Regions from separate parts of the Homo sapiens genome. Here all the other regions are linked to region 3. Evidence: read pairs that join two places in POLR2A ChIA-PET (ENCODE). Cell type or tissue: CD4-positive, alpha-beta T cell. All regions are shown on one strand. Each heading gives the region's core, and the rest is flanking DNA. Links, peaks and the distances in the headings are about the cores only. Region 1 holds the start of ZSCAN26 (zinc finger and SCAN domain containing 26). Region 2 holds the start of ZSCAN31 (zinc finger and SCAN domain containing 31). Region 3 holds the start of ZKSCAN8 (zinc finger with KRAB and SCAN domains 8). Region 4 holds the start of ZKSCAN3 (zinc finger with KRAB and SCAN domains 3). Region 5 holds the start of ZSCAN12 (zinc finger and SCAN domain containing 12). Region 6 holds the start of ZKSCAN4 (zinc finger with KRAB and SCAN domains 4). Region 7 holds the start of H2AC15 (H2A clustered histone 15).

The links. Peaks named below come from ENCODE experiments on the same cell type or tissue, not always from the same donor. Only the 100,000 strongest peaks of a DNase experiment are listed, where the experiment ranks them.
Region 1: POLR2A ChIA-PET joins it to region 3 with 33 read pairs; 25 of 35 experiments call an interaction of 5 or more read pairs at or near these places.
Region 2: POLR2A ChIA-PET joins it to region 3 with 12 read pairs; 20 of 35 experiments call an interaction of 5 or more read pairs at or near these places.
Region 4: POLR2A ChIA-PET joins it to region 3 with 16 read pairs; 19 of 35 experiments call an interaction of 5 or more read pairs at or near these places.
Region 5: POLR2A ChIA-PET joins it to region 3 with 14 read pairs; 15 of 35 experiments call an interaction of 5 or more read pairs at or near these places.
Region 6: POLR2A ChIA-PET joins it to region 3 with 39 read pairs; 25 of 35 experiments call an interaction of 5 or more read pairs at or near these places.
Region 7: POLR2A ChIA-PET joins it to region 3 with 10 read pairs; 8 of 35 experiments call an interaction of 5 or more read pairs at or near these places.

Annotation. Positions count from the first base shown.
Region 1 is chr6:28,265,017-28,269,403 of GRCh38, reverse strand. ZSCAN26 (zinc finger and SCAN domain containing 26) reads right to left here and starts at 2,261. Exons shown (of 4, transcript NM_001023560.4): 1 at 2,191-2,261. RefSeq lists enhancers at 1,655-2,219, 2,364-2,423. In CD4-positive, alpha-beta T cell, for the core only: no CTCF peak of the experiment used is centred there; a DNase peak (open chromatin) is centred at 2,303; H3K4me3 peaks cover 1,503 bases; H3K27ac peaks cover 1,052 bases.
Region 2 is chr6:28,333,026-28,337,412 of GRCh38, reverse strand. ZSCAN31 (zinc finger and SCAN domain containing 31) reads left to right here and starts at 1,265. Exons shown (of 4, transcript NM_030899.5): 1 at 1,265-1,331. RefSeq lists an enhancer at 1,600-1,719. In CD4-positive, alpha-beta T cell, for the core only: no CTCF peak of the experiment used is centred there; DNase peaks (open chromatin) are centred at 772, 1,362 and 1,792; H3K4me3 peaks cover 1,923 bases; H3K27ac peaks cover 1,561 bases.
Region 3 is chr6:28,140,020-28,144,406 of GRCh38, reverse strand. ZKSCAN8 (zinc finger with KRAB and SCAN domains 8) reads right to left here and starts at 2,524. Exons shown (of 6, transcript NM_006298.4): 1 at 2,378-2,524. RefSeq lists enhancers at 2,263-2,382, 2,393-2,512. In CD4-positive, alpha-beta T cell, for the core only: no CTCF peak of the experiment used is centred there; DNase peaks (open chromatin) are centred at 2,616 and 4,096; H3K4me3 peaks cover 2,246 bases; H3K27ac peaks cover 612 bases.
Region 4 is chr6:28,348,081-28,352,467 of GRCh38, reverse strand. ZKSCAN3 (zinc finger with KRAB and SCAN domains 3) reads right to left here and starts at 2,521. Exons shown (of 6, transcript NM_024493.4): 1 at 2,401-2,521. It also overlaps a transcript of ZSCAN31 not described here. RefSeq lists an enhancer at 2,227-2,586. In CD4-positive, alpha-beta T cell, for the core only: no CTCF peak of the experiment used is centred there; a DNase peak (open chromatin) is centred at 2,547; H3K4me3 peaks cover 1,682 bases.
Region 5 is chr6:28,397,600-28,401,986 of GRCh38, reverse strand. It overlaps ZSCAN12 (zinc finger and SCAN domain containing 12), which reads left to right and starts at 2,240. Exons shown (of 4, transcript NM_001163391.2): 1 at 2,240-2,330; 2 at 3,514-3,983. The coding sequence starts at 3,582. LOC105374998 (a long non-coding RNA gene) reads right to left here and starts at 2,168. Exons shown (of 2, transcript XR_926659.2): 1 at 2,080-2,168. RefSeq lists an enhancer at 1,857-2,106 and a silencer at 3,118-3,187. In CD4-positive, alpha-beta T cell, for the core only: CTCF peaks have their summits at 1,994 and 2,193; a DNase peak (open chromatin) is centred at 2,156; H3K4me3 peaks cover 2,030 bases; H3K27ac peaks cover 757 bases.
Region 6 is chr6:28,249,731-28,254,117 of GRCh38, reverse strand. It overlaps ZKSCAN4 (zinc finger with KRAB and SCAN domains 4), which reads left to right and starts at 1,849. Exons shown (of 5, transcript NM_019110.5): 1 at 1,849-2,560; 2 at 4,284-4,387. The coding sequence starts at 2,138. RefSeq lists enhancers at 2,041-2,090, 2,221-2,290. In CD4-positive, alpha-beta T cell, for the core only: no CTCF peak of the experiment used is centred there; DNase peaks (open chromatin) are centred at 1,817 and 2,247; H3K4me3 peaks cover 1,697 bases; H3K27ac peaks cover 600 bases.
Region 7 is chr6:27,836,338-27,840,724 of GRCh38, reverse strand. H2AC15 (H2A clustered histone 15) reads left to right here and starts at 2,350. Exons shown (of 1, transcript NM_003510.3): 1 at 2,350-2,845. The coding sequence starts at 2,386. The coding sequence ends at 2,778. It overlaps H2BC15 (H2B clustered histone 15), which reads right to left and starts at 2,156. Exons shown (of 1, transcript NM_003520.4): 1 at 1,615-2,156. The coding sequence starts at 2,063. The coding sequence ends at 1,683. RefSeq lists enhancers at 875-1,074, 1,905-2,114, 2,445-2,534, 2,605-2,714, 2,985-3,034 and 3 more. In CD4-positive, alpha-beta T cell, for the core only: no CTCF peak of the experiment used is centred there; DNase peaks (open chromatin) are centred at 924, 2,324, 3,244 and 3,514; H3K4me3 peaks cover 3,377 bases; H3K27ac peaks cover 2,751 bases; H3K27me3 peaks cover 565 bases.

The sequences.
Region 1 (4,387 bases), core at 159-4,158, 120 kb before region 3:
TTACCGATATAGATACCCTAGTTATACAAATAATGACACAAATACAGGCATATGTATATATATACATAATTCGTATTATTGTTTAGGTATATATACCTGTATTCGTATTTTTTATATATACCTGTATTCATATTATTATATCTATAGAGATATCTATACCCATATCAGTATATATCTATGCCACATACATATATATATACTGGTATCTATATCAGTATTGGTATATAAATAAACATGTGGTATGATGTTGATATGTATATATAGGGTATGATGTGTTTTTTTTTTTTCTTTGAAATGGAGTCTGCCTCTGTTGCCCAGGCTGGAGTACAGCAGCGCAATCTTGGCTTACTGCAACCTCCGCCTCCCGGGTTCAAGTGATTCTCCTCCCTCAGCCTCCCGAATAGCTGGGATTACAAATGCCTGCCATGACACCCAGCTAATTTTTGTAATTTTAGCAGAGACAGTGTTTCACCATGTTGGCCAAGCTGGTCTCGAATTCCTGACCTCAAGTGATCCACCGTCCTCAGCCTCCCGAAGTGCTGGGATTACAGGCATGAGCCACCGTGCCTGGCTGGGTATGAGGCTGAATTAGTGGTGAGTTCATTTCTATAATGTGATTAAATATATCAAACACAATATATAATAAATAATTTGATAAACTGTTTTGGGAGGAGCTCCATCTACCCAGCTATTTGAGCCAGAAAACTGACCATTCCTTCCTCCTTTCATATCTCATGTATCTGATCAATCAAGTTCTATTGATTCTATTGCTTAAATATCTCTCAAATCAATCCACTTCTCATCCCCTTTGCCATTGTCTTCTCCTACCTAGACCACTGTGACAAACAGACTGGTCTGAGACACCAATCTATTTTCCACACGCAAACAGTGATCATTCTAAGGAGGATATGAAATATTATTATGTCCCTGCTATGCCTGTTACATATAATGGCTGATTATTACCCTTAGGATCAAGTTCAAAACATTTAATATGGTTTACATTGTTTTTTGATCTAATAAAGTACTTTATTTCATCAAATTTGCAATACTCCTTCTTGCTCCTTGGCCCTTCCACAGCTTATTCCTTCTGCTTGGACCACCCTCCAACCCTCCAATTTTCTTCTTGTTAATGCCCACTCACACTTCATGTCTCAGCATAATAAAACAATGAGCCAGGACAACTATACTACATGTTTCACATATATTAATTATTTAACCCTCACACAACCCTATAAAGAAGACACTATTCCTAATTTCTTCGTGCAGAGAAGGAAATTGAGACGGGGAGAGTTGAAGAACTTACACGAGGTACCAAAGCTAAACCTCAGATCTTTTCTCCAGTATCTCTTGCACCCACAGGCCCAAAACCTTGGATTTATATTTGCCTTCTTACTGTCACACCCTACATCTGACCCAGTAGCAAATATTATTGTCTCTATTTTCAAAGCAGATCATAATCTGATCACTGGCTCAAGATATCCTTATCTCCCACCTGAATTACTTGGAATTTTAAAAAATTACTCTTAACTTTTAAGTTTTCTTGATTCCATTCTTGCCCACTTACAATCTATTATCATCATGAGTCTCCAAGTAAAGAAGCTTTAAAACATAAGTCAGATCATGTTTTCTTCTGCTCAAAATCCTCCAAAAACACACACCAAAAAAAGACAAAATTCCTTACACGATACAGTTCTCATTTCCTCTACACTCTTCCTCTCCATACCCCAATCTCTCTGACATCATTCCCTACAAAGGTCGCCTTTGTTCACTGCTCCAACCGCTCTGGTCTCCCCGTTATTCCTCAAATATGCCAAGCAAGCTCCTGCTTTAAGACCTTTGCACTTGCTATTCCCTCTACCTAGAAAGTTCCTGACCGCAAAAGCCACTTAGGTCTTTCCACCCACCTCCTTCAGATTTCTGCTCAAATATTACCTTCTCGGTGGCGCCTACCTTTAATATCTACTTAAAATTGCGCTGAATGGATGAAAAATATGCAGCAGAAGGTTGTACTCTGTTTACCAGATCCACAGCTTCATCACTCTCATAGGCCCCAGGGCCGACACCTCCGCTACGGACCCCGCCCCCTCGGTCGAGGGAAGATTCTCTGCACCCGCCGGGAAGCAGCTGCTCCCTAGGCCCCTAGGCCGCAGTTCCGCCCCAGCCCGGGGCCCAGCTCCAGGGTCCGCTCACCTGGTCAAGGGGCCTCAGAGGACCCAAACGCTCTGAAACAGCGTCTTAGCTCATCGCCGAGTGTCAGCTCTAGCTCTTCGGAGCGCTTTCTTCTCCGCTCTAGGAACGCTGGAGGACCTTGGCTCGATGGTGCTGCCGCTTAGGCATCGCAGAAGGAGACTAACATGGGTGCTGCCTGCTGAGGACGGCTGGGAGGGTCATTTCGTTGTGAGCTAAGATTGTTGGGGTTTTTTTTTTGTTTCTGTTTTTGTTTTTGTTTTCTCATTTTAAAGTGGATGTTTATTTTATTCATGTAAAAACAGGCCAGCTCCGTTGAGTGTTATCACAAACAGCCAACATTTTCACTTTGCTCACATAAATAAAACACACATACTTCGCCATTTTTCGCAATTTAGAAATTCATCAAACACAATGGCAAAAATAATTGTCAAAGTATTTCGAAAATTAAACTAAACAATGGACATACGTTTGGATTGAAAGGTTTAAGGTAAGAAGAAATTAGGGCTATTACTGTGAGAGAAAATAAATCAACAACACTTTGCAATCAATGTAAGTTTCAGGGGGAATAAAAGCAACAGATATCACTTTATCAAAATAAATTCTACAACAGAGAACAGAAATAGTCTCTCTTGCCCACAGTATCACAAACTGGGTTTTTATAGTTTTTGAATAAGATAAACTCTTTGAATGCTTATACATTGCTAGTGGGAATGTAAATTAGTTCTGCCACTGTGGAAAGCAATTTGGAAATTTCTTAAGGAACTTAAAACAGAGCTCTCATTTGACCCAGCAATTCCATTATTGGGTATATACCCAGAGGAATATACTGTTCTACCATAAAGACCATGCATGTGTATGTTCATCACAGCACTTTTCACAATAGCAGAAACATGGAATCAACCTAGATGCCCATCAGTGGTGGACTGGAAAAAGAAAATGTGGTACATAACACCATGGAATATCATGCAGCTAAAAGAATGAGATCATGTCCTTTGCAGCAACATGGATGCAGCTGGAGGCCATTTATCCTAAGCCAATTAACACAGGAACAGAAAACCAAATACTGCATGTTCTTACTTATAAGTGGGTGCTAAACATTCAGTAAACATGAACACAAATGGGAACAACAGACACAAGGACTTCTTGAGGGTGGAGGGTGAGAGGAAGGTGAAGATTGAAAAGTTACCTATAAGGTACTATGCTACCACTTTGGTGACAAAATCATTTGTACACCAAACCCCAGCAGTATGCACTTTATTCATGTAACATACCTGCACATGTACCCACTGAACCTAAAACAAAAGTTGGAAGAAAGAAAAAAAAACCTTTAAAAAATCTGAACAAACTTTTGTGTTTAACTGATCAGTTGACAGAAGCTTTGAAATATCATTAAATATACAAAACATTGTACTGACGTGTAATTTATTCAGTGTTTCAAGCATTGAAATTATCATAACAGAAAAAAAACAACCAGTTTCATTATCACAAGCAGTTATCTTTTCTTCTTAAGTGTCTGAATGTATCTTTGAAAGCATATTTTTAAAGTAAAAATTAAATATGTTTACTTTAAAACTTTTCATAAGGCCAACAAATCTAGTCAATATGTGTTACTAATTAGAAGTCAATATTCTTTCTTGAGAGGAAAACTCATATATCTTATTTTTTAATATCTAGAAAAGGACCTTTTCAAAAATTATATAAGGGATAAACATAAAGAAAATTTAATTTAAATAGAAAGTAAATACTATATCCTATTTACTCCCCCTCTAAAATTCCCTACTATGACTAGTTTCTTAAATCTGTCACTTTTATTGTCAAGGCTGAGATTATTGCCATTGCACTGGATATCCCATGAAAATCAAAACCTTTAAAGTAGCTAGACAAAGAAGAGTTTTTTTAAATTTTCAAGGTGTGCATTTTTCATTTAAACAGTCTGTTTGTACCTTTTGGGAGGGGTAGGGGTAGATAAGGTGAGAATAACTCAAAACACTGTTATCACCAGGAGAGACAAAATACTAAAATACAAATCAATTTTCAAACTTGAGGTTTTCATTTTCCAGGATTATCCTTATTTTTGTAAACTATAGTGATCATGTTTCTGCCAGGTCCATTCATACGATATTCAAGATAAGAACTTTCTTTTCCATATTATCAGTAGAGATGCTATCGCATTATGAGTCATGTCACCATGCTCCAG
Region 2 (4,387 bases), core at 223-4,222, 190 kb before region 3:
TTTCCTTACAGTCCATCCCCACATGGCTGCCAAGATAACATTTCTAGATGTAAATTTGATCAGACTGCTCAAATTCCTTGGTTAGGGATCCAAAAAAAGTAAGAGCTGGTGCCCCTGCCACATATACCACTCTCCAGTCATGCTGATCAGCCCAGTTCTTTGGATGTACCAAAGGATTTCACCCCAGTTCTGCTTTTGTACATTTGATTCCCTCTCCCAGAAATTTATTTCCTTTGCTCCTTTTCCAGTGTACACTGGCAGATTCCTGCTGAGTCTTGTTTTGCCCCATTAGTTTTCCTCTCTCTTCCACGCCACGAATTCAAACTAATACATACATTTATTTCCTACATACGTACTTAGCATGTTCCAGAGGCTATTCTCATCGATTTACAAGCACTTATTTTATTTTACTTCATTTCACATGCACGTCTGTTTTACGCAGTTACTTGTTTACACGCTCTTCTTCTAGACTTTGGGATTCCAGAAGACAGAGGTTTGAGTGTAAAACACAAAATAACAAAACCACAACAAAAACAACTCTGTATTCTCGTCCCCACCATTACCATCTCTCCTTTGTGATGTCAAAGAGACCAGAGGAAGTGGACAGACTCGGGGAAGAATAGGTAAGTATTAGAGACAGAAAAAGTATGAAGTCCCTTCTGTGAGGACTAACAATAGTGATGCCATTTTACAACCTTGATGACTGTGTTCTCAAGAAACAAAGCAAATGTCAACCCCGTCCATAGCTTCAACAGAGCATAACAGCTCTAACCGCAACAGAGCCTAACGGCCCTAACCACATCTGTCCCCAGTTGGAAAGTGTCCAAACAGTTCCAACTAGCCAGCACTTCCCCAACCCCTCCCCAACAGAAACTTTATTATAAAAGCCTCAGCTTGTAAGCGATCAGGATCTCAGCCAGATTCCTAACTGGAACTCTTCGCAGGCTTTTCCTGTAAATAAACCTGTTTGGCCGTGGAATTGCCTCCTGTTACTCGCTCTCTACGTTTATATCTTCCTAACACCTTCCGGCTCTAATGTTTTGGGTCTCGATGACCATCTAACTCCTAAATGCTGGGGGCCGCTCCCCATAGAAATGCCTCGCCGGATTTCTCCGCCTCGCACCCAGTGGGACTGGGATTTTTGGCCCCGGGGTTTGCAATAAGGGAGTCACCAAGCAGCAGCCACCTCTGGAATTCCTAGAAAGGAAAGAGTTGCCTGGCTTCAGCCAGTGGGCTCAGAACGGCTGACGCATTTCCGGCCTTTGCGGTTGATCGGTCATTGGGGTGCTGCAGCCCCGCCACCTGTTCCGTAGCTTGCCGGTGCCCCGAAGGTGAGTCTTGGCCCCTTGTCGCGACCCGCCAGGTTCCCAGAAGATTTCAGGTCTGTGCCTTGGAGTAGGCGGGGAGGGAACGTCTGCGCAGGCGTGACCCCCGCCCCTACACATTCACTGGCCTGAAGCCCCCGTGGAGTAGGTGGAGGTCCCGCCCCTTATCCTGAAGATTAAACAGCCTTTCTTTGTCTGAGATAACGCCCGGAGTTCTTTGTCCTGCCTCCAAGACGATAAAGGAGCGCAGACACAAAGGTGAGGTTAGAGCGAAAGTTTAATAAGCGAAAGGAAAAAGCTCTCTGCCAGCAGAGAAGGGGTCCCGACCGGGAGTACCCATTATGGGGCCCGTTCTGGGGTTTTTATGGACTGGAAAGGAGAGGGAATGCGCTTAGTCTGCGGGCTGTCCTGGCGAACGCTTGACTCAGCTTGGTCCGGGACCAATCAGGAGCTGAAATGATGATTCATAGCTGCTGCTTAGCTTGGCCCAGGACCTATCAGAAGCCGAAGTGAAAGTTTGGCCCCGGACCAATCAGGGGCTGAGGTGATGATTCACAGAAGCTGGGCTTATAGTCCTAATAAAGGAAAGTAGAGCGCCTGCCGGAACCTACCAGAACCCACCGTGTCCATACCCACAAAAGGAGAAGAAACTTTTCCTGGGAACCTGCTGACTATACAAAGGACAAAGGCATTATGTGTCAGGCCTTGTTCCCTTATCTGAGTGAGCTGGAGGTTCTGTGCAAGTTTTTATCCAAATGGGCCCGAGGTTTTTCTATCTATGCAGCCGTGGGCATATCTCTAGGCACAACACCCTGTGCTAGTTCCCTTATCGGTGCCTGCAACCTGATTTTTTCCCCAGGCTTAGTTTTATGTTATGTGGGGATAAGACACTAAATCATGGGCGGGGGCAGGCTCTCCAGGGACCCTTCCCTTGCTATCCACCTAAGGCAAGCTAGGTAGCCCTTTCACAGGGTGGTGGGAGAGACCCCTAGAGAGGTCGGAGCTTTGCGGCGAAACCGAGGTCCAGAGGTAGAGAAGGGTCTCTCCCTGTCAAAAGCCTTATTTCCTATATACACGTAATTTTTATTTAATAAGTCAACATTATGCAATGTTTGTCGCATATGTTTTCTTTAAATATTGTAAAAACCACCAACCTCATAACTTGTCACCTCTAGTTTCTAATGCATCTCTAAAAATTGGGGACATTTCCCTACATAACCACAAGATTATTAGCACACCCAACTAAGTGTAGGCGCTTCACCTAACACCTAGTTCATGTTTAAATCCTTCCACCCCCTGTTGTCCCACAGATGTCTTTTATACCTGTTTGTACCAACTAGGATCCAATCATAGACCACTCACTGCATGTAGTTGAGTCTTAACCTAGGGCAATTTTACTCTTTGCCTCCCTTCCTCCCATCCCATTGCCTTGTTTAAAAGGAGGCTCTTCCAGTCTTCCTGTAGTGCATCCCCATTTCTGGATTTGACTGTTTCCTCATGGTATTTAAGGTCTTCTTCTGTTTTCTTGTCATCGTAATTGGTATCCTTTGGGATTTATTTTACAACACACATGATTTGTGATTTACATGATCTCTTTGTTGCTGTTGTTAATTATGCTGACGTGAATGAAAACATTCTCATGAATGAAAACATTCTCTTTTATGCTCTTTCTGCCATGTTTTTATTTCGGTGAAGGACAGTGGGGACACATCAAATTCTGCATTGTTTCACTCTTTGCTGTCTGACACCTCGTAAACACTTAGTAAATATATGTGAAATGAATTCCTTTGTGGATTACAGGCAATGCATAAAAACTTAATCTTGTATTTAGGATGAGCTCTTCCACTTCCTCCAGGGGTATACCTTGTATACATTTTTTAAATTATGGCTTTTATTTTATTGTATTGTAACTATATCCTCATGAGCTATAAACACCTCTATATTCCAAGCTCTTAGCTCAGCTCCATAAATTGATTGTCCAGTGACTGAACTGCTTTTACAAAGGTTAAGCTCTTTCTCCTTTCACTTGTACAGTAACATCTAAACTAAGTGGAAGTCTTTCTAGATTCAGTGCAATAGTCTTCACCCCCTCCACTTTACCCTTTTTTTTAACTCTTGCCTCTTCTGCTTCTACTCTTGCTTTCTGCTTCCACTTTTGCCTCTACCCTCATTCCCTCAGCTCATTCTCCATCCAGTAGCAGAGCTTCTCGGTACAGAATTCAGCCTTGTCACTCCCTTTCTTAAAGCCTTCAGTGGTTTCTCATTGCATTTATAAAATCCTAACTCCTATGCCCTACATGATCTGACTCCTGCTTGGCTTGCCAGCCTAATATTTTGCCACTCTTCTCCCACATGACTGTAGACACTCCAGCCTCCTTTCCTGTCTTTGATGGCAGCATGCACTTCCTCAGGGCCTTTGGATAGTCCAGAGTGCTCTTCCCCTCCCTCATCCCTATTCTGTATGGCTCACTTCTTTTGCACTTAAGGGCTTGGCTTAAATGTTACCTCACTTCCCACTACCCCATCTAAATAGGCTGTCCATTTATTTGGTAACTCAGTGCCTAGTTTATTATCCTCAGTAATCATCACAACTCATAATTATTTTATTTGCCTCCTTACTTATTTTTGTTGTTGCTTTTATTTTTGGTTTGTCTTCCCCGTTAAAATGTTTGCTCCAGCAAAACAGGGCCTGGTCCCGTCTTTTTCACCATTGTAGCCCTAATGCCCAGCCAAGTACCTGGTATGTTATGAGTGCTCAATGAACATTTATTGACTAAATGAGCAAATAAATAGGTTAGTTACTAGTAATGAGTCTCTCCTTGTCCCTTGCCTCCTGGGCCTTAGTTGCTGATAAAGTCATAAGCTGAGTCAGCAGTCAACTACCTTTTATTTTTCTGTCTCCCTTTCATGAGTGTGGAAGTCCACTGCAGGTCCTGGAATGAAACAGTGAGCCTGGTTCCCTACAACCTGAGACACACCACATTTAATCCCCCAGGAGTTGAATTCTAGGATGTCTTTGACTGTTTCTGCAGTCAAGTCATCAACTCCACTAACTACTCTGT
Region 3 (4,387 bases), core at 129-4,128:
TCAAGGCAGTGCTTATCTTTTCAGTTTTTGGAGTTGTGGCACGGGGCGAGGGGGGTTGGTTTATAGACTCTTCAACCTAAAGAAAACACAGAACTTCTTTCCAGCAAAATGTCCACAGATACAAAATTGTATACTCAATTTCGGCAGAGTTCACAGACTCAAAGGCCATCCAAGAATGCCAGGAAGGTTAAAAACAAACAAACATACAAACAAATCCTACATAGAGAGTGTGTACAGAAAAGAAAGGGAATTTGAAAATTATTTTTCAAGTTAGACAAGGCCGGGAACAACAGGGTGGAGAGTAAACTACAGATCAGAAGAACCAAGGAGCAAAAGATATGGTTAAATATATCAATTAACATTGGGGGTATAGTTCATTGATTATGACTTTACAGGAAAGTGGAGGAATTTGCTAGAATAGTGAGATTTGGGGGAAGAGTGAATTTGAGGAAGATGCTGAGATTTTGTTGAGAAAGGGTAATCAATTTGGTTTTGACAATTTGTTTTTGTTTGAATAAATTATCTATAATTTTAAGATAATTTATTTTAAAATGGTCTTAGCTAATTTTAAAATAATTTAATTTTTCAAATCAAAACAAACTCTTAAATTTTCTTAAAATAGCTACTTATGGTTTAATGTTAAAAACTTAAAGGTCAATACATGGGACATAAATTCTGTTTAGAATGTGATGTTATATAGTGGTAGTCTTACCATGTTTTCTTATAAATTTCCTTAAAGCCAAGGTTCATTTTTAACTACTGAACAACTGGCCATCTATTACTGAGCAATCCTCATCCATAATGGCTATAAAATATTATTATTATTATTTAGGGACAGGGTCTCACTATGTTGCTCAGGCTTGAGTGCAGAGTCTATTCACAGGTGCAATCCCACTACTTACCAGTACAGGAGGCTATAAAATATTTTAATGTGAAGTGCGCAGCATTCAAGAACTTTATATTGTTGATGTGGTATTAAAAAGTCTCAATAACAACACTGATGAAAACCAGCTAATTATCAGGTTTGTTCATTTTTTATACCAAATCAGCCAACAGGTCTTGCCCATTGCTCATCTTGATTATTCTATTTAGTGGCTAATTTTCCATTTTTTTAAGTCTCTTCCCTCTCTGATCAGCTGGTTTTTGAGAATTACAACCTATAAATAACTGAGTGCAAAATTACTCCAGTATGTACCTTCCTCTCAGTTTTGTGCGTACATGTCTGTATTAAGTTGGTGAGCACTTTGTGGATACAGACTGATTTTTACATAGTCTCCTTAAAGAACACCTAGTCAAGTTTACATGAGTTTAAAAGGCAATCTTTAAAGCTTCCTCTGGATTTTAAATACTGTAATCCTGTGAGATGCTGAAGGCACAACTCAATTTTAACAGTATTATTTTTTCAATAGTTGTGGAAGGAATGTATTCTTCCTTCAGACTATGTCTAATTTGAGAAATGTTTGGGAACTGAAAACAAAACAAAAAAGACATTTTCCAGGATTTAAAATCCAAGAAAAAGTAGGTGAAGCCAATACTATGCTTTGTTATCTCAAATTGCATTAGCTGAAAGTTTTAATTAACATCTATCACATTTTACATTTAAACAACAGAAATTCAAAACATGTATGTATTTGCTAAAACAATGATTGCTACGTAAATATACTCAACGGAACTAACAAACAACAGAAATATGTTTTTAAAGGTGGTGGTGGCAGTCAAAGTAGCCTGACAAAAATTACTCATGACTAACCAGAGTTTTGGAAATGGGGCCCTCCCAGAGTTCCTCGTTGGCTAACTTCAGTTTGCTTTAACAAATGAAATAGGCATTCTGATAATGTTGAATTCTGAATTACCCTGAAATTAAAAAAAAAAAAAAACTTTCGTACAATTATCTAGTCAACACACCACCAGTTTCTGAATACACTAAAGAAAGAAGAGTAACAGCAAAAATTGGTTTCCATGGATAAACGGGGCTTCCAAAAGCAAAATATGTCTTTTTTAAAAACTGAGAATTTTGTTGTGACCTAAACGCAAAAGAGCGCTAAGTGAAAACAATTCAGACTCTGGAAATAGTTGGATAAAAAATAACATGGGGGGGGCGTTCCCCATTTTAAGATAAACAAGATCGACTACAAAAACATACCACAACACGATTATCTATGAAGAAAGCTTCATAAAAGGTTCCCTCGCAAAAAGTTCAAGGGCAATTCGTGGGGACGTACTCTGCCTGCAACAGCAACTAAGGCGTCAGAATCGGTCCGCGGCGCCGAACACCGCACAGGCCCCTCTCCGGACCCCTCAGGCCAGTCCTCAGCTGCGGCCTGGACCAGCCACAAAGCACCCACTTTCCTCCGGCCCAGAGCCCGACCGTACTCACTGTGAGTTGCAGAGGCGCCCCGTCGTGGGGAAGGGAGGCTGCAACGGATAAACAGACTCGAAGGAAGGTCGGGGAGTAAAGGCGATGAAAGCTGTACTCGGACCAGGCCCCTCCGGCCACTAACTTCTAAATCTGCGGAGGCACAACACCGGCCAGCACGCATCTTGCCCCAAAGGCACTTCCGGAAGCTCTCTAGGAGTCCTGGAGGTCTACAAGCTCTATGGTCGGCCGACTGAGGGTACCGGAGTACCACGCCCCTCACCTGCTGTGTGCTGTGCCTCGGGTTCCTCCCGCGTCTGCGTGCCTCAGGCTTGCGCTGTCGCTGGGGCAGTGAACGTGCTGGGGAATAACGGACCTTGGTGTCCCCTCCGCCTTGTGTGCCCATGCAGCTCCGCGCGCTCGCTGTCAATAGTAACGGTCCCCTGGGGGTAGATATCGGACGTGGGGAGGCTGGAGCTGTGAATAGGAGGCTGGGAAAGTGTTGGAGGAGGGAGCACTTCATGGATCCTTAGGATTCCAACTGGATTCGCGTTTGGCTCCGTTACATACCCTGTACTTTACTGTTCTCGATTCATAAACATATCCAGACCTCTCACATAGAGTACAAACTTCATGAGGAATTCCTGCTAATCACAGTTCATAGTTTTGTGAAATCCCTATGGCATGGCACTTAGGAATAGCATATTTTATTAAGTATTCAAAAAAATCGTAATTAAATATATATTCTTTTTGGATCTTTACATATTTCCCACTCTTTCCTATCTTAATGAATTTCTATCGCTTACAGCATCTGCTTTGCTGCTTAGCTGTTTTAATGCTAAACCTATGATGTAAGCTTGAAGAGTAGACCCTAGGTTTAATACCACAAGATATGGGGAACAAATCTATGTTCATTCTTTCTTTGTTAGTCTTTTTTTCTTTTTTTGCCTTTTTTTTTTTTTTTTGAGACAGGGTCTCTATTGCAGAGTGTAGTGGTGTGATCATAGCTCACGGCAGACTCAACCTTCTGGGCTCAAGCAGTCTTCCCACCTTAGCCCCCCAAGTAGCTGGGACTACAGGTGTGCACCACCCTCAGCTTAAAAAAGAAAATTTGTAGAAACGGGGTGGCGGGGCGGGGCGGGGGTCTCACTATGTTGCCCAGGCTGGTCTTGAACTCCTGGGCTCAAGTGATCCTCCTGCCTCAGTCTCCCAAAGTCCTCGGATTACAGGCATGAGACACCACCCTGGCCCTGTGTTCATTCTTTACAGACCTGTTGCATTAGAGCTTTTTAACTTTTGAGACTAATAGGATTTCAGGGGTGGAGGTTGTGGCAAGTGTTATTTTTTGTTGTTTAAGTCTCATGTATTTATTTCCTTCAGCACCTTTCCCAACCACCTATTATTGAGTTCTCAGGGCTCCTCCAATTTTCACCTTAATTTCCCTCTTTATCTGCTCCTGCTGGTAGCCACCACCAACATTTCTATCCCTTCCCAATTACTAACTCCCCAATATTTTGCGTACTGACAAAGTCGTTTTGATTTAAGGGTTTTGTCATCTAATTATCACATGAAAACAAGTAAATAATAGTAAACACTGGGAAGCTACAGTGCTTCTGGACTCCTTCAAAGTAATTATTTTTGCTTTTTATTTCACAGCTGTTGCTTTCCACCTGGGATGGTAACTGGAAGTAACTGGTGACAGACTAGAACTCTACTTTCAGTTTCTTTTTTCACATTTTAAAAGTAACTTTTTTGGCTGAGCGCGGTGGCTCATGCCTGTAATCCCAGCACTTTGTGAAGCCGCGGGAGGATCACCTGAGCTCAGGAGTTTGAGACCAGCCTGGCCAACATGGCAAAAACCCATCTCTGCAAAAAATACAAAAATTAGCCAGGCATGGTAGTGGGCTCCTGTAGTCCCAGCTACTCCAGAGGCTGAGGCGGGAGAATCGCATGAGCCTGGGAGGCAGAAGCTGCAGTGAGCTGAGATCCTGCCATTGCACTCCAGCCTGGGCAATAGAGCAAGACCCTGTC
Region 4 (4,387 bases), core at 86-4,085, 210 kb before region 3:
CAGCCTGGCCCATATGACGAAACCCTGTCTCTACTGAAAATACAAAAATTAGCTGGGTGTGGTGGTACACACCTGTAATCCCAGCTACTTGGGAGGCTGTTGCATGAGAATCACTTGAGCCTGGGAGATGGAGATTGCAATGAAAAAAAAATCAATTAAATCACTCTCTGGGGGTGGGACTTTTAATACATCAATAACTTTTAAAACTTTCTAGGTCATTCTGATGTGCAGCTGAGTTTGAGATCTAATAAGTTAAAGATACTAAAAAGAAGCAATCGACCAAATCCAGAATGTGAGGCATTTTATAAAACAGAAGGTTCAAGTTCCTCAACAAATAAATGGCATTTTTACCAAAAGGAGTGGGAGGGAATGGGAACTGTCATAGATTAGAAGACTGAACAGACTTATCAAATAAATGCAAATGGTGAACCATATTCGGACCCCACTGAAAACAACAACTGTAAAAAGACTGTAAAAAAAAAAAACTCTAGAAATATTTGAGACAATTATTTGAAAATCAAGATAATGATATCAAGGAATTATTGTCAATTTTTTTGCGTGTGATCATGATACTATGATTATATTAAGATAAAAGTCCCTGTATATAAGAAATTGACACTGAAGTACTTGTACTTGTGAGTGAACTAAAATGTTTCCATCTGCAATTTGCTATAAAATGAAAGAGAAGAGAGGGACGAAATGAGGAAAAAAAAGAGATAAAGAGGGGGAGAGGGAGGGAAGGAAAGGAAGACAAAGAAAGGAGGGAGAGGGAAAGAAAGGAGAGAGGGAAAGAGGGAGGAAGTAAAAGGGAAGGAGGGAGACAAAAGGGAAGGAGGAGGAGAAGGGAAGGAAAGAGAGTGGAAAGGAGGGAAAAGAAGAATGAAAGAAAATGACCAAAAGATGATGGCTGAAGCTGAGTCATGGTTATATTGGTGTTCATTGTAACATTCTCTCTACAATTAAATGTGTTTAAATTTCTCTCCAAAATTTTAGAAAATTAAACAATGTCCTAACTTCTTTCCTTCCTGAATAATACAGCCAAAAAGCATTAAGGTAGGGTCAAGGAAGGCGAGAGAGAGCCACAGCCCAACCCAGAGTGAATCTGGAGCCCAAGTGGAATGAGGAGGGTGTCCACGGTGGGGAAGGGAGGAAGTCTATGGCAGGAAAACAACACTGATACATTTATATCATTTATTCCACAAACTCCATTTAGGTTTCACTACCTGGCCCCTACTTGGATCTGAGCCAAACTGATCACAGTGGGAAGGCACAAGATTGGGAAATTGGTTGCCAACACAAAGTATTTATCAAATCAGTAAATATACTGAAGATAAGGAAAGGAAAGTTTCTCATTAACAGAAAAGAGTTACAAGTCTATGAAAGAGCTAACCCTGTAAAAGTTGGGTTGAAATGAAGGGTGTTAGTATGAAGCCAGTTTCAGGCTAGGGCGTTCCTGGAAGCTCGAAAACTGGTGGATCTCCAGCACTAAGCAGGACATCAGATTTTTGCAAAAACCAGGGGTCCTAGTCCTTTTTCACTATTAAAAACTTCTATTGTTCCTCCTAATCTCCAGCCAAGGAAAAGGTACCCCCGAGTCTTAAAGCCTTTGAGAGTTTGAGTATCACAACGTCCAACACAAACCAGTTTTGGTCTTTGCTTTGGGATAGGCTCTTTTTCAGAGTATCTTATTTTTCCCTCCTAAAATATAGAAATCATCCATTACAAAGTGAATTGATGAATGACAGTAAAATTGAAAGCAACCGTACAAAAGCCAGTCACTAATGTGTCATCATAGTTATAAATAATAATAGTACCACTAATAAAAGCAAATCTTTAAATCATGCTTACTCTGCACCTTACCCATACGAATGCATTCAATCCTCACAACAACCCAGTGAGTTAGGGAATATTATCCCCATTTTACAAAATAGTAAAATGAGGCAGAGAGAGAGCTTAGGAACTAGTGAAAAGTCACACAGCCAGTAAGTGGCAGAGGCAGGATTTGAACCAGGTAATCTGACTCCAACGTTCTGGCTCTTGGCCAGTACCACAGAATAATTTAAAGACCTTGAAACTGACCTTGTTACCAGGCAGTGCAAAAATGTAACGGCTCCCATTCTCGAGGCTTGTCTATGTGACCCATGCATCCCGTCTCCAAATACCCTCAAGAACCGACCCGGACACTCGGTAACGGCCCTAAACAAGGGACACCCATATTGGGCTCTACGCAGGAACGCCGAGGACCACTTCATTCCGCCGCAGAGCGCCCTTCCCTCCCCCACGGCTTCTCGCAGGGGTCTCCCTCCTTGGGAGCCGAGGCTGCAGGAACTGGGGAGGGAAGGGCCTCTCTCCACAAACACACACACACACACACACACACACATACTCCTGCAAACGCACCTCTACCCGGGGACAAAAGAACTGCAGGACCGACAGGAGGAGAGCCGCGGGATGAGATTTAACCCCACAGTGGAAGGCCGACGCCGATTCACCCCATACTCACAAAGTGCTTGAAACTAGCAAACCACCCGCAGGGCGGGGCACAGAAGCCACTTCCGGGCCTCTCTAGCCACCTCCCTGACAGACTCTGTCGTTTGCTAGCTCGGCACCTTGTGTCCCCTCCCCTTTTGCTATTAAAGAGGCTTTTAAATTTTTATTTTTCCAGCTATAACTAAGGGAGAAAGGCAAGGTGCAGAATTATTTTCATAATTTGCTATATTTGCGAATAGAAGAGAGTAAAAAGAATCTAAATTATGTGTGCGTGTGTGGCACAAAGAAGCCCTGGAAAAATCGGAAAATTAATAATGGTGGTTACCTACGAGAGGTGAACGGTCAGAAACTGAGTGAAAACGGGGACAAGAGTGAGAAGGAAAGTGTTAGGGTGCATGTTTTAAATGTACTTTTAATTTTAGAGTTGATTGCATTGCCTAATTAGAATATGAATTCTAAATACATAAATTTTAAGGAACATGCTGCGTGGTTTACATAAAAAATCCAAGATAATCTAACACTCAAATTATGATGATTAATAAGAGAGTTTAGCAAGTTGGCTGGACTTTTTAAAATTCATGTTCACAATCACATTCTCCATCAAAATTATAAAAATAGAATTTTTAAAAGACATCTATCACAGAAGCAAATACTTACAAAAGATACCTGAATGGAAACATTAGTAACTTTATTCATTAGGGATAAGTAGTTGAAATATATACCTATATATATGAGACATATATATACACCTATATATATGAGACATATATATACACCTATATATATGAGACATATATATACACCTATATATATGAGACATATATATACACCTATATATGAGACATATATATACACCTATGTATATGAGACATGTATATACACCTATGTATATGAGACATGTATATACACCTATGTATATGAGACATGTATATACACCTATGTATATGAGACATGTATATACACCTATGTATATGAGACATGTATATACACCTATGTATATGAGACATGTATATACACCTATGTATATGAGACATGTATATACACCTATGTATAAGACATGTATATACACCTATGTATATAAGACATGTGTATACACCTGTATATGAGACATGTATATACACCTATATATATGAGAACTCAATATCATAAAGATATCATTCCTTCCTAAATTGATACACAAATCCAGTACAAAGCAAATCAAGATTCCAATTGTGCTCAGTGGAACTTGACTAGTTGATTTTAAATGTATATGGAATAATGAAAGAGTCACGAATCCGAGACATTTTTAAAACAAATGAAGGAGCTGCAGAAACTTGCCCTATATAATTTATTATAAAATTATAGCAGCTAAGACAATATAGTATTGGCACAACTACAGACAAATAGACCAATGAAACAGAACTGAGGACTGAGCAACAAACATGTATGTGTGGATGCTTGATATATGGTGGAAATTGCATTACAAATCAGTGAGGAATAAAGGAGCTACTTGACAAATAGTACTGTAATATTTGGATATCTAAATGGAAAAATGAAATAAAATTGGGTTTCTACTTTATATGTTGCACAAAAAATCAATTCCAGTCAGCTAACTTTCAGACTTTTAAAAGAAAATTTAGAATAATTGCTCTTTTTTCTATTCACAAGTTTGCTTCTATAGAATCATTTTTTTATGAGCTCAAGTAAAACAAGATTTCTTTTAAACTGCATAAACATACAAACTATAAGGAAAACAATAAATAAATTTGACCTCATTAAAAATTAAAACTATATCAAAAGATACTAGAAACTAATGGTAAAGACAATTAAATTAAAAGGTTGGGAGAAGATATTTGCAACACATATAGTCAACAAAGGATCAGTCCACTGAATATATAATAAACATCTACAAATGAAT
Region 5 (4,387 bases), core at 110-4,109, 260 kb before region 3:
CTTCATGAGATATCTTAATCATTTTAACCATTACTGAAAGGTGGAAGGCTCCAAAATATGGATCTCAAGCTAACTCTCTTCTCATGACTCCTAGACCCACAAATCCCTAAACCAATCCATTAACAAATAGCAACATCTACAGTGTAATGCTTCCTAGGATTTCGAACTTAACATGGCCAAGCTGTGCTCATAAATTTCTTCTCAAAATGCTACTTGTCATTTAGTGTCCCCTGTCTTGGTGGAGGGACCACCATCCTCTGACGATACCAGGCTTTTTTTTTTTTTTTTTTTGGTTCTCTTATCCCCCACATAATCAATGATGAAGCCCTGATCCATTTTTCCTCCTGAGAATTTCTCAATTTCATCCCCTCATATTTGGCATTTTAAAAATCAGGCCTCTCCTGATCTCATTTAATCTTGTGTGTGTGTCACTTCATATTTTTGTCAAAGTATCTTTGAGATGGATTTCTAGAAGTGGTATTGCAGGAACAAAGGGTAAACTTACATATATAATTTTGCTGTATAGTATTATCTTTCATACCTATGGGTTGTACCATTTTGCATTCCCACTAGAATGTTAAGAGTTTCTCCTTCCTCATGAGTAGAGCATGCTGTCAAACTTTTGTACCATTGCCAATCTGATGACTAACGGTGCCTCAGTCAGCATAGTTTTTAATTTGTATGTTCATATTTTGAGTGAAGTTGAACATATTTACAGATGTTTGAGGGCTGCTAGCATTTCTTATTCTGTCAACTATTTATTTCTTTTGGCCATTTTCTCTATTGGGTTATTGGTTATTCTCAACTTTTAGGAGCTCTTTAGGTATTTGGAAAACTAGCCCTTGCCTGTGATATGTTGCAAGCCTTTTTCTTTCCTTATTTTTTTTTGACAAGCAATACATTTTATTTTCATGTAGCCAGATTTATTATTTTTATGGGTTTTAGATTTTGAGTCATATGGTTAGATAATGTTTCCCTATTCCCACGTGTTAGAATTATTATTCATGTTTTCTTCTAATACATGTATAGGTGGATTTTTTATATTTAGATCTCAGATCCATTTAGAATTTATCTCTATTGTGATGTGTGGTGGGAAATACAAATCCAGTTTTACCTTTGCCAAACGGTTATCATCCCAGCACAACTTCTAAGTTCTTCATTTCCCTGTTGATATGTGGTGTCACCTTCATCATTTACTCAATATCCTTACATACCTGGATCCATTTCTGGTCTATTCTTTCTCTCTGTTAATACACTAAAATTATATGGGTATGTTCCAGTATCTGATAAGGTTGACCCTCACCATTTTTCTTTTTCATGGGTTTCCTGGCTATTCTTATTTCCCCACATGAATTTTATAATCAGTTTATCTAATTCCAGAACAATATTTGTTGATATTTTTGTTGGAATACTACAGTTGCATACGTATTTAGGGAGGACTGACCTCTTTGAGTCTTTCCAAGAACCTCATATCGCTTTCTGTTTGTTTAAATGTATACTTGGCCTTTTAGGAATGTTTTAAAGCTTTCCCCATAGAAGTTTTGTTCATTTCTTGTTAAGTTTATTCCTAGTTTCACTTTTTTGCTGCTCTTGTAAATATGGTCTTCTCTTCCATTATATCTCGTAACTCGTTATCATTGATTATTCACATATATGAAGGTCGTTGATTTTAGTGTGTTAACTTTATATCTTGCTATTTTACTAAATTATCCTTTTTTTATAGTTTTTCCATTGAACCGGGTTTTCTGACATATAATCATACATCAGCACATAAAAGAGAACATCAAAAGAATCGTGGATGGCGAAAGAGCCGGCAGAAACCAGCCGGCTGGCCCTTGAGAAGTCTGTGTGGAAGAAGTCCCTTCGCCACCGCTAAGCGCGGATTTGGGAAGGTCCCCCGGAGAACATCCCTTTGAGGCATCTCTAACCTCAGAGACACAGAATCCCAAAGTGAATGGAGACGCAAGGGATTTCCCTGTCTTAAGATCAGTTCTACAAGCCTCGACCACCCATCGGGTCGGGGGAAGTGTGGACAATGGCTGGGTAAAGAAGAGGAGAAGATAAACCCGTTCCATTTACCAGCGGGCCTGAAAGCCATCAACCTTCCTCTCACGTAGACGCGCGGAAACACTACCGAGTTGAAAGCCCCTTTCGCTCCCTTCCTAGAGCGGCCGCGGAAGTGCGCCCCGCGCGGGCTGGTTCTTAGACCCCCCGTGGCCGCTTCCGGCCTTTGTGGGTCACTTTTGATGGGTTCCGGGTCCCAAAAGGGTTCGAGGCCTCTTGCCTTCGCTCCGTAGGAGGGAGTTCTCTTCTGGCCCTGGGGGCCGCAGGTGAGCGATGTTGTGCTCTGTACGCTGCGAGCAGGTGGGCGGGAGATTGCTGTATTCCAGCTGCTGGGCCCCTCAGGCCCTGGCCGGTGCAGAGTGGACCCCGGTCCTCCCAAACCCAGGCGGATCCGCGGGAAGCTCTCCCTCCCCAAAGTGCGTTGGGACATTAGGATGAGGGTTTGGCTCCCAGTCTCTGCAGCAATTCCAGGCTGTAAGGCCCATACCTTCCGCGTTTGCTTCGGGCTGTGTATCCTTGGGTTCAGCGCTTACCGACATTTCTGGACAGTGGTGGGTCACAGACGCTCGCCGGCGTCCTAGGGACCCTTTCCTGGGCCTTCCTCACTTCAGATTATAATCACAGACCACGAGGTTAGAGGGAAGCCTTAAAGAGTAACCTCTTCAGCCTTCTCACTTTATAAATGAAGAATGAGGAGCAGAAAGATTAAGTCCCTGAAGAAATAAATTTACATGACTGTAGCTTTTGTGATTTCATGGTTTCCACCAGACATCTGGACATTCAAAAGATAAAAGTAACTAATCAAGGATGTCCTAACCTTTTGTTATTATTATTTACTTGATCTAAATGTTAGTTTTATTCCATTTGTCTTTCATTTAGGACCAAATGAGAATAAGTTTACCAACAAGTCTTACTCTTAAGTCCTGAAACAACTTGGCACCTTTCCTCAGTCTTTCTCTTTAAATTAGTCTAATCTTTTTTTTTTTTTTTGAGACGGAGTCTCGCTCTGTCGCCCAGGCTGGAGTGCAGTGGCGCGATCTCGGCTCACTGCAAGCTCCGCCTCCCGGGTTCACGCCATTCCCCTGCCTCAGCCTCCTGAGTAGCTGGGACTACAGGCGCCCGCCGTCACGCCCGGCTAATTTTTTTTTTTTTTTTTTTTTTGTATTTTTAGTAGAGACGGGGTTTCACCATGTTAGCCAGGATGGTCTCGATCTCCTGACCTCGTGATCCGCCCGACTCGGCCTCCCAAAGTGCTGGGATTACAGGCGTGAGCCACTGTGCCCGGCCTAAATCGGTCTAATCTTAAGTCTTTTCTATCAGAGTATTTTTCTGAGTAAGTATTGTACATTAATCCGGAGGTCAGATTTCAAAGGTCATAGTTAAGTTCTCAGAATTTGCAGTTTTACTTTATGGTGGAGTTTGTATTAATAATGATGGCTTATTCTTCAGGACTGTCCAGGAATACAGTTTCCAGGTGAGATCTTACTTGAAACACCGGTAGTTCTAGCACAGCTAAAATGGCATCTACTTGGGCTATCCAGGCCCACATGGACCAGGATGAACCTTTGGAAGTAAAGATAGAGGAAGAGAAATATACCACCAGACAGGATTGGGACCTGCGTAAAAACAACACCCATAGCAGAGAGGTCTTCCGTCAGTACTTCAGACAGTTCTGCTACCAGGAGACATCTGGTCCCCGTGAGGCTTTGAGCCGACTCCGAGAACTTTGCCATCAGTGGCTGAGGCCAGAGACCCACACCAAAGAACAGATTCTGGAGCTGCTGGTGCTGGAGCAGTTCCTGACCATCCTACCTGAGGAGCTCCAGGCCTGGGTGCAGGAGCAGCATCCAGAGAGTGGGGAGGAGGTGGTGACTGTGCTGGAGGATTTAGAGAGAGAACTGGATGAACCAGGAGAGCAGGTGAGAAAAAAGATGTGACTTCTGCTTGAGAAAACATAAATTGTGGATTTCTAGGCCAGAGTGAAGAACAGCCATTTTTTCACAAAGCATGTTTTTGACAGTTTGGTGCATCAGAAAGGGGCATGAGTTTCACGGAAAGTTGGCTAATGTGGTCCCAACTTATTTATAACTTTTCTGTGGAAGGATTTTATATTTCTCTATTAAGCTACAAAATTCTGTTTGATAAACATGCTGCTCATCTTAGAAAACTTCTAAGACAAGAGAAAGTATCAAAGAGATGACAGTAGCAGGATGGGAAGCAGTCTCTTGGAGGGGCATCACTCTGTTGCACAATACAAATAATTAAGAATTAAGGTTTTGCAGATATATCCATTGCTCTGACTCCATTACAGGGTTTTAAAATG
Region 6 (4,387 bases), core at 182-4,181, 110 kb before region 3:
AAAGCATCCTTTTGAGCTAAGCCCTAATTTTGGGGCTCACTTGTCCTGCATCATTCTGTTCTATAGAATGTCCCACATGTTGGATTTGGCTGATTGATTTTTTAAAGTGTCATTTAATTCCTTAACTCTCAAACTCACCTGCATGTTGGAATCACCTAGGAAAGTTGGCCAGGCGTGGTGGCTCACACCTGTAATCCCAGCACTTTGGGAGGCTGAGGTGGGCAGATCACTTGAGGCCAGGAGTTTGAGACCAGCATGGTGACGCATGTCTGTAATCCCAGCTACTCGGGTGGCTGAGGCACTAGAATCACTTGAACCCAGGAAGTGGAGGTTTCAGTGAGCCAAGATTGCGCCACTGCACTCCAGCCCTGGGTGACACAGCAAGACTCTGTCGCAAAACAAACAAAAACAACCAAAAAATGTTATTAATGCCTGAGTCCCATCCTGTGACATTCTGATTTAATTGATCTTGGTTGCAGCCTAGGTATCAGGATGTTTTAAAAGCTCCCCAGTGATTCTGTGTGACACAGAGTGTGAAAACTGCTAACTTAACTTATTTCTGTAAATATTTGGATCTAGAAAAGTACTTAGATTCAAGTTCACTTATAAGGATACTTCATGGGCAGTGCCCCCTACCTTCTGTGGTAGCTCATCAAGAGAAAGATATTTTGTAGTATTTTTCATTTGCAACAGTCTTTGGGACTTCTCATTTTCTTAAGTTATGTTATTTCTTAATCCTTGGAATGTAGAGGCATAGGCAAAGAAAGAAAAACTCAAGAAAGTACTGACATGATATTTTTTCCCCTCATAAACTACTGAACTTGCATTTTGTAGCTTCTCCATTCCACTGGGCAGAAAGGGGCTTACTGAAGTGTCCAGTCAAATAACTTACAGTCAATTATGGCTTAAAATCGAGTCCCATCTAGTTCAAAGAATTCTCAGGGCTTTCTTCTATTATAGGATAGGCCTAGTTTATCACATGCCAGGCACTGTTCTAAGCACTTTACACAAGAGTGCTCACAACATTATCTAATCCCTAGTAATGCCTACAACATCCCTATCTACTATTACTTTCCCTATTTACAGATTGGAAAAGTCGGGCACAGGGAGGGTAAGCCAGGATTACACAGGTAACCTGGCTACCTGCGTATCTAGCCACTGTGCTTGACTGTGATTGGGGGCTGGGAAGAAACAGGAAGGAAGAAAGCAGAAGAGAATGGGGTCCCTGAAGCCAGAGACTAGAGAGTTTCTGGAGGTGGAGAGCAGCATAAGCCTGATTGCCAGAGAAGCAGCCATGGAATGTGCAAAGTGGTGAGTGGGGGAGTGGGACAGTGTGTTGAGGATTAGTGGGAGGTGAGGGCTACAGTCAGGGTCGGGAGGAGTAGTCTGGCCTTAAGGAGGAGGAAAAAAAGTGACAGATTAAGGGGGTGAGTGGGGAAGGACCAAGGGCAGCCACTGCTCGCTCCAGGCAAGTGCCTGGTGATGTGTTCTGCTGCTTTGATGTTTCTGAGAGAGACTAAAGGTCCCCCTGCCAGGGTTCTTGGGGCTCTGGGGAACCCCTGCTTTCCAGCTCAATTTTAGTGTCAATTTTATGCCAGCTGCTTAAGCAAGCTTTACATAGGAAAGAAATATGAGCCGCAGCGGCATCCTTCCAGGATTTAAAGGCTCAGTCCTATTTCTTATGATCCAAGGTCTGTCATCCTTTCCTTCTCTATCCCTTAACTGCCTTCCCTTGCGTGGAGGTAAGGACAGGGTAGCTAATGGGTTAATTCGGAGACAACCACCGAGAGAAGCTTCCTAGAGCGCCCAGGAAGTGGCCTTAGTTCCCATCGAGACTTCCTGTGCCCCAGCCTCAACTTCCCTCCTATGTCTGGAGAGTGATCACTTTCACTCCCAAAGACATCCTTTGGTGATACTTACTGTGGGATTCAGAGTGGGGTGCAGAGGACGACCCTGCAAAGGCACGGACTATAAGAGAGATCTGTGCAGCTGCGCCTCAGGGGGTGTCCTGGGCCCCTGGGCATGACAGGAGGGGGACCACTTGCAGTTCTACTGGAAAATTTACCACCCTTCCAGAATCCTCTGAAGATATACAGGTCGCAACTAGAGTGAGACCCGAGTACTGCCTTGGGTCAGAATGGCTAGAGAACCGAGAAAAAACGCAGCCCTGGACGCCCAGTCTGCAGAAGACCAGACGGGGCTCCTGACCGTGAAGGTGGAGAAGGAGGAAGCCTCCGCCTTGACGGCGGAGGTGAGAGCACCCTGCAGCCCTGCTCGGGGCCCCGAACGCTCCCGCCAGCGCTTCCGAGGCTTCCGCTACCCGGAGGCTGCGGGCCCCCGCGAGGCGTTGAGCCGGCTCCGAGAACTCTGCGGACAATGGCTGCAGCCTGAGATGCACAGCAAGGAGCAGATCCTGGAGCTGCTGGTGCTGGAGCAGTTCCTGACCATCCTGCCGGGGAATCTGCAGAGCTGGGTGCGGGAGCAGCATCCAGAGAGCGGGGAGGAGGTGGTGGTGCTATTGGAGTATTTGGAGAGGCAGCTGGATGAGCCGGCGCCGCAGGTAGAAAGAACAGGTTTAGTATCTGAGCGCTGTGGTCTGTTTCCTCCTGAAATCCCAGATCGGAGCGAGGGGCATTCCTTTAAGGTCCAGGAGTTCTTCATCTCTTTTTGTACTGTGAACCTCCTTGGCAGTAAGGTGAAGTCCCTGGACTCCTTCTCAGAATTATATTTTTAAATATATAAAGAAACTATAAAGGATTACAAAAGAACACAACTATATTGACATACAGTTAGCAAAGAATTAAATTTGTATTAAAGTCATATATGTGGATTTTTATTACTGCACTAAATAATAAGACCTAGGGACAGGGCTTATAATTGGCAATTTCAAAATGGCGATAAGCATCTATTTGCCTGGTTGTAATGTGGTGTGAAAACGTGCAGGTTTTGTTGGTGACAAAGTCCTGGGTACTGCTTATGCTACCTTGATTTGTTGCTTCCATTCATAATTGAAGGAAATGTTAACTCTCTCTTAAAGACCAGTAAAAATAAGATTAGTTTTTGTCCTTTCTAAGTTCATGGACCACTTGGGAGAAAGTCCATGGACCACTGGTTATGAACCTCTGGTAGAAAGTGGGCCTATTTTTACCTCCATGTTCTTCCCTGTTTTATGAGGGACTGTTTCCTCTTTGCATCGTCCTGTGTCCCTGTGCACACAACTTCAGAGGACCTGTGTGGCCAAATCTTCTAACTGGTGAGCTGGATACCAAGGTTCTTGACTTAGGTCTATTGCACGCAAGCCCTGTAGCAGTGGGAAGTCATTGCAAATCTCTTAGCTTCATTCTTCATAAAATATGTGGGAAATTCTGAGCTGCACGTGAGACAGTAACTTGAAAACTGTAATTTAACTATCAATGTCTGGAAGGAAACCTGCTTTTAATGAGGACATAACTATGTGCCAGGCCCTGTGTTAGGTGATGTCACATACTGTGATCTTATTTACTGGTCTCCAAAACCTCATAAAGTAGAAATTATTATCCTCATTTTTCAGATTAGAAAATATATTAGTATTGAGAATTTAGCACCAGTGTCCAAAGGGTTTTCGTAAACACACAGATGTATATAATGAGGGAGCCTAGAGTAATGGTAAGAACACGGGATCTGGAGTCATTCTGTCTGAGCTCCCATCCTAGCATTTCCACTTATTAGCTGGGTGACATGGGCAAGCTGCTTAAACACTGTCCACCCTTGGCTGGGTGCAGTGGCTCACGCCTGTAATCCCAGCACTTTGGGAGGCTGAGGTGGGCGGATCACCTGAGGTCGGGAGTTCGAGACCAGCCTGACCAACATGGAGAAACCCGGTCTCTACTAAAAGTACAAAACATTAGCCGGGCGTGGTGGCACATGGCTGTAATCCCAGCTACTAGGGAGGCTGAGGCAGGAGAATTGCTTGAACCCCGGAGGCGGAAGTTGCGGTGAGGTGAGATCATGCCATTGCATTCCAGCCTGAGCAACAAGAGTGAAATTCCGTCTCAAAAAAAAAAAAACAAAAAAACCAACAACAACAAAAAAAATGCTGTCCACTCAGGAGAGAGGATCCGGGCCACATCTCCGTTTTCAGCAACTTATCATAAAAATCCAAAATAATAGCTCACAGGGTTGTTATCTATATTAATTGTGTTAATATCATAAGGCTTGTAGAAACAGTGCCTAGAAAATAGAAATCACTTGCACATGGAAAACATAGAAATGTTGGGTAGATAACTAAAAATCGTGACTTCTAGGTTCCCGTTGGTGACCAGGGGCAAGAACTGCTCTGTTGCAAGATGGCACTATTGACACAAACTCAAGGGTCTCAAAGTAGCCAGTGCCAGCCAATGAAGGCTCT
Region 7 (4,387 bases), core at 92-4,091, 300 kb after region 3:
CATACTGCCCAGGCTGGTCTTGAACTCCTGAGCTTAAGCAAACCTCCCATCTCAGCCTCCCAAAGTGCTAGGATTACAGGCATGAGCCACCATGCCCAGCCATGGTTTTACTTCTGAGTTTAAAAAAAATGTTATTATATATGAACCTTCTGAGACTTACATTTCTAAAATTCAACCAGGTACTGTGTGTACCTCAATAAATGCATTATTTTGACCATGAACATGTAGTTGCCTCTAGTATTTTTATCTATTAAAAATGGCATTTTTTCCATTCTCATATGTCTCCTGTTGCATGTGTGCAAAATATTCTTTCATGTAAACAGCTAGGAATCGAATGGTTGGGTCACTGGAGTACACTTACTGGATAAAAAATATTATCAAAAACCTTCAGCAAATACAATTTGATGTGGAAGAGTTCCCACACTGATTCTTGGCAAAGACCAAAATACTTTTAAATATGCCACTCCTAAGTGTTTAAAATGAAGACACTCATTTTGATTTCCTGAGTTGGGGGTGGGGGAAAACAATGGAGAACAGCCCTTCTCCTCCTCTATTTTTTTTTCTTTTAACATTTCTTCCAATTACTAGAGATACAGTAAACGCAAGTGACACAGACAAGAAAACATGGAGCAGACCCTAACAGAAAAAGTAGGGAATAGAAACTATGTTCATAAATAGGAATTCCACACAAGAGAATTATGGGAATGAGTAAGACAGCAAGATTCCTCCAAAAAACCTGCACTGCCAAGAATTTTCCCAACTAGAACACTCACCAGAGAAAACGGTGGCCAAGTTTCAAACTGCCCTCGCAGTGTCGGGATTGGCCATTGACATCAACTCAGCCCGATTGACGTGTACGGTGCTGTAAACTGGGTTCAAACTTTTTTCTACTGCCTTTCTATCTTAATATTTAGCAAATCCAAACTGGGGACAAGGGAGGAGAAACAGCACCACTCTCAAAACAAACAAGTCGATTTGTACGTTTGTGTGTGTGCCAACTGCTTCATTACTAAAGTACACATGAAGTTTAGGGACAGAGCGCCGGAAGCACTGTGGATATTTTACCAGTGACACTTAAGTATTATATTTTCTTTGGGGTCAACAGGAACTGAATTTTCCCTTTACTAGGTTTGTCTGATGATAAACCTCATCCTTCTTCAGATATAAAATTGTCTCAAGCGTTGCTGCAACATGCAGTACACTGCAGTGCTAATTAATTTCTTTTCTTTTTCTTTCTTTTTTGAGACAGAGTTTCGCTCTTACTGCCCAGGCTGGGGTGCAATGGCCCGATCTCGGCTCACTGCAACCTCCATCTGCCGGGTTCAAGCGATTCTCCTGCCTCAGCTTCCCGGGTAGCTGGGATTACAGGCGTCCGCCACCACGCCCAGCTATTTTTTTGTACTTTTAGTAGAGACGGGTTTCACCATGTTGGCTAGGCTCGTCTCGAACTTCTAACCTCAGGTGAGCCACCCGCTTCGGTTTCCCGAACCGGGATTAGAGGCTTGAGCCAAAATTAGTTTCTAACAAGGCTAAAGGAATCTTGGAAATCGTCTTTGTAGCAAGTAAGAAATACCTGCTGTAAGAACAGTGAGTGCCAGTTCTCTTTGGGAAGACTGAGTGGCTCTGAAAAGAGCCTTTGGGGTGTGGGCCGAGACTGACCGAACGTTCCGCGGTGGGCGGGCTCACTTGGAACTGGTGTACTTGGTGACGGCCTTGGTGCCCTCCGACACCGCGTGCTTGGCCAGCTCCCCTGGCAGCAGCAGGCGCACGGCCGTCTGGATCTCCCTGGAGGTGATGGTCGAGCGCTTGTTGTAATGCGCCAGGCGGGAAGCCTCGCCGGCGATGCGCTCGAAGATGTCATTGACGAAGGAGTTCATGATGCCCATGGCCTTGGACGAGATACCGGTGTCGGGGTGGACCTGCTTCAGCACCTTGTACACGTACACGGAGTAGCTCTCCTTGCGGCTGCGCTTGCGCTTCTTGCCGTCCTTCTTCTGGGCCTTTGTCACTGCCTTCTTGGAGCCTTTCTTCGGGGCAGGAGCGGACTTTGAGGGCTCGGGCATGACTGGGAGTAACTGCCGGAAAATTGGAGGAAAAAAACAGGAAGACGGTAGCTCTGTCAACCTACCGCTTATTCACTGCTTCTTAACGCAAGTGGGGTAGAGAATGAAGTTGTGCGTTTAACCAGTGGTGAGTCCTGGAAACGTATATTAACTTTGTCCAATCAAAATAAGTGTTTTTCAAAACCGCAATCCCATTGGTTAAAGCGAAACTGTAATGTTAGCCAATAGCACAGCTTAGTTTTCGTGCCTCTGTTGACTATAAGTAGCGGAGCTTTAGCGTTACGTCAGTCTCAGGAACGTTACTGATTGAATTTTTTACGTCATGTCGGGACGTGGCAAGCAGGGCGGCAAAGCTCGCGCCAAGGCTAAGACCCGTTCTTCAAGGGCGGGTCTTCAGTTCCCAGTGGGCCGAGTGCACCGACTGCTCCGCAAGGGCAACTACGCTGAGCGGGTCGGTGCCGGAGCGCCGGTGTACCTGGCGGCGGTGTTGGAGTACCTAACCGCCGAGATCCTGGAACTGGCTGGCAACGCGGCCCGCGACAACAAGAAGACCCGCATCATCCCGCGCCACTTGCAGCTGGCCATCCGCAACGACGAGGAGCTCAACAAGCTGCTTGGTAAAGTGACCATCGCCCAGGGTGGTGTCCTGCCCAATATCCAGGCCGTGCTGCTGCCTAAGAAAACTGAGAGCCACCACAAGGCCAAGGGCAAGTAGCGGGGCTGGAGCAGTTCATTACTCATACCTCGGTCCAAACCAAAAAGGTTCTTTTCAGAGCCACCTACTTTTTCACCAAGTAGAGCTGTGTTCAGTTTTATCTGATAGTCGAGTCATTTTGCAATGGCACTGGAATGCTGTATGGAGATGAAGCAAAACTAAACGGCTTTTACACCACATTGTTTTGAGATAGAAAGTAGACATTGAAATGTTTACGGTACATCAAGAAATTTAGGCGCGGCAGCTCGCGCCTGCAATACAGCTGAAACAATAAGAAAAGTGAGGCAAGAGAATAACAAAGGGAGCTGAAAGTTAGAGGGCAGAATAAGTAAAAGCAAAGGGCAGAAGTAAGGTAGATGGGCGGGTGAACAAGAAGCGAGATAACAAGCAGTGAACCTTTTGCAGCCGAAACAAAAGAGATAATGTGAGCAAGGACCTCGTGGCCGGCAAGATCTGGAACAAACCAGTTTAAGAGGCAGCTCTTCAGAGATGGGCATGCGTATTAGAGAGGAAAAGTATCCTTAACAAAAGCCCGTATGATAATCAGCTACTTAAGGTTCATGCATATGGGCTACATATCATGCATATATTTAAGATTATAAGATAGAGGCACAAGCCACAGAGGACAAAGTAAGCAACAAACCTATCAATAAAAGGGCAGATGCTGGCTATAGATTAGGCAGCACTGGGAACAGAAAACATACACACACGCACGCACACACATAAAATGACTCAAACTACAGCAAGCTGACGCTGATCTCACCTCGCAGAGGTCAGTCCGCTCTCTCCCACCCCCGAGAGTGTAATACTCTGTTTACTAAACTTTTGCTGCTTTGCTTTGCTATCTGTGTGTGTGTCGTCCAATTTCTACCGGGCACCAAGAGCCTGGAACTGTTTGGCACCATCCGGTAAACAGAACCGCTTTGGGAAGCCGAGGCGGAAGGACCGCTAGAGCCTTGGAGTTCGAAGCCAGCCTGATCTTTACAAAAGTAAAATAACTAACCGTGCCTGGCGTCTCATAGCCTGTAGTCCTAGCTACTCGGGAGGCTGAGACCAGAAGGATCACTTGAGCCCAGGAGTTCGAGGCTGCAATGAGCTATGATTGCACCACTGCAGTCCAGCTTGTGTGACAGAGCAAGAGTGTTTCAAATGAACCTAGTGTCAGATATTTACTTTCTGTATTACAGAGGACTGAAAGCTAGCTAAATAATACTTTTCAGTGTACCTGGGTTCCAGAGATAAAATTGGTAAACTAACCTTTGCTCCTTACTTGGGCTTTTAGTTTATACTTCATAAGACCATGGAAGCAAAATTTAGGTATCTGACCCTTCTGCACAATTTAGGACCCCGTGTGTGTTTGGCCTACCTATTCGAGTTCAATTGAATCTTTCTGAGCATCTATGGTGTGCCAGGCACTCTCCTAAATGGGAATACAATATTAATCCAGATACATAAAGTCTCTATCCAAAAGGAGCTTCAAGTTGGCTTGGGCAAAGAATACATGTCATAATGGACTGTTTATATAAATGATGGGAAAGGGTTGGGGTTAGGGTGTGAGATTACTTTAGAACGTGTTATTTAAAAACAGTATGAATGAAGGACATTGTAA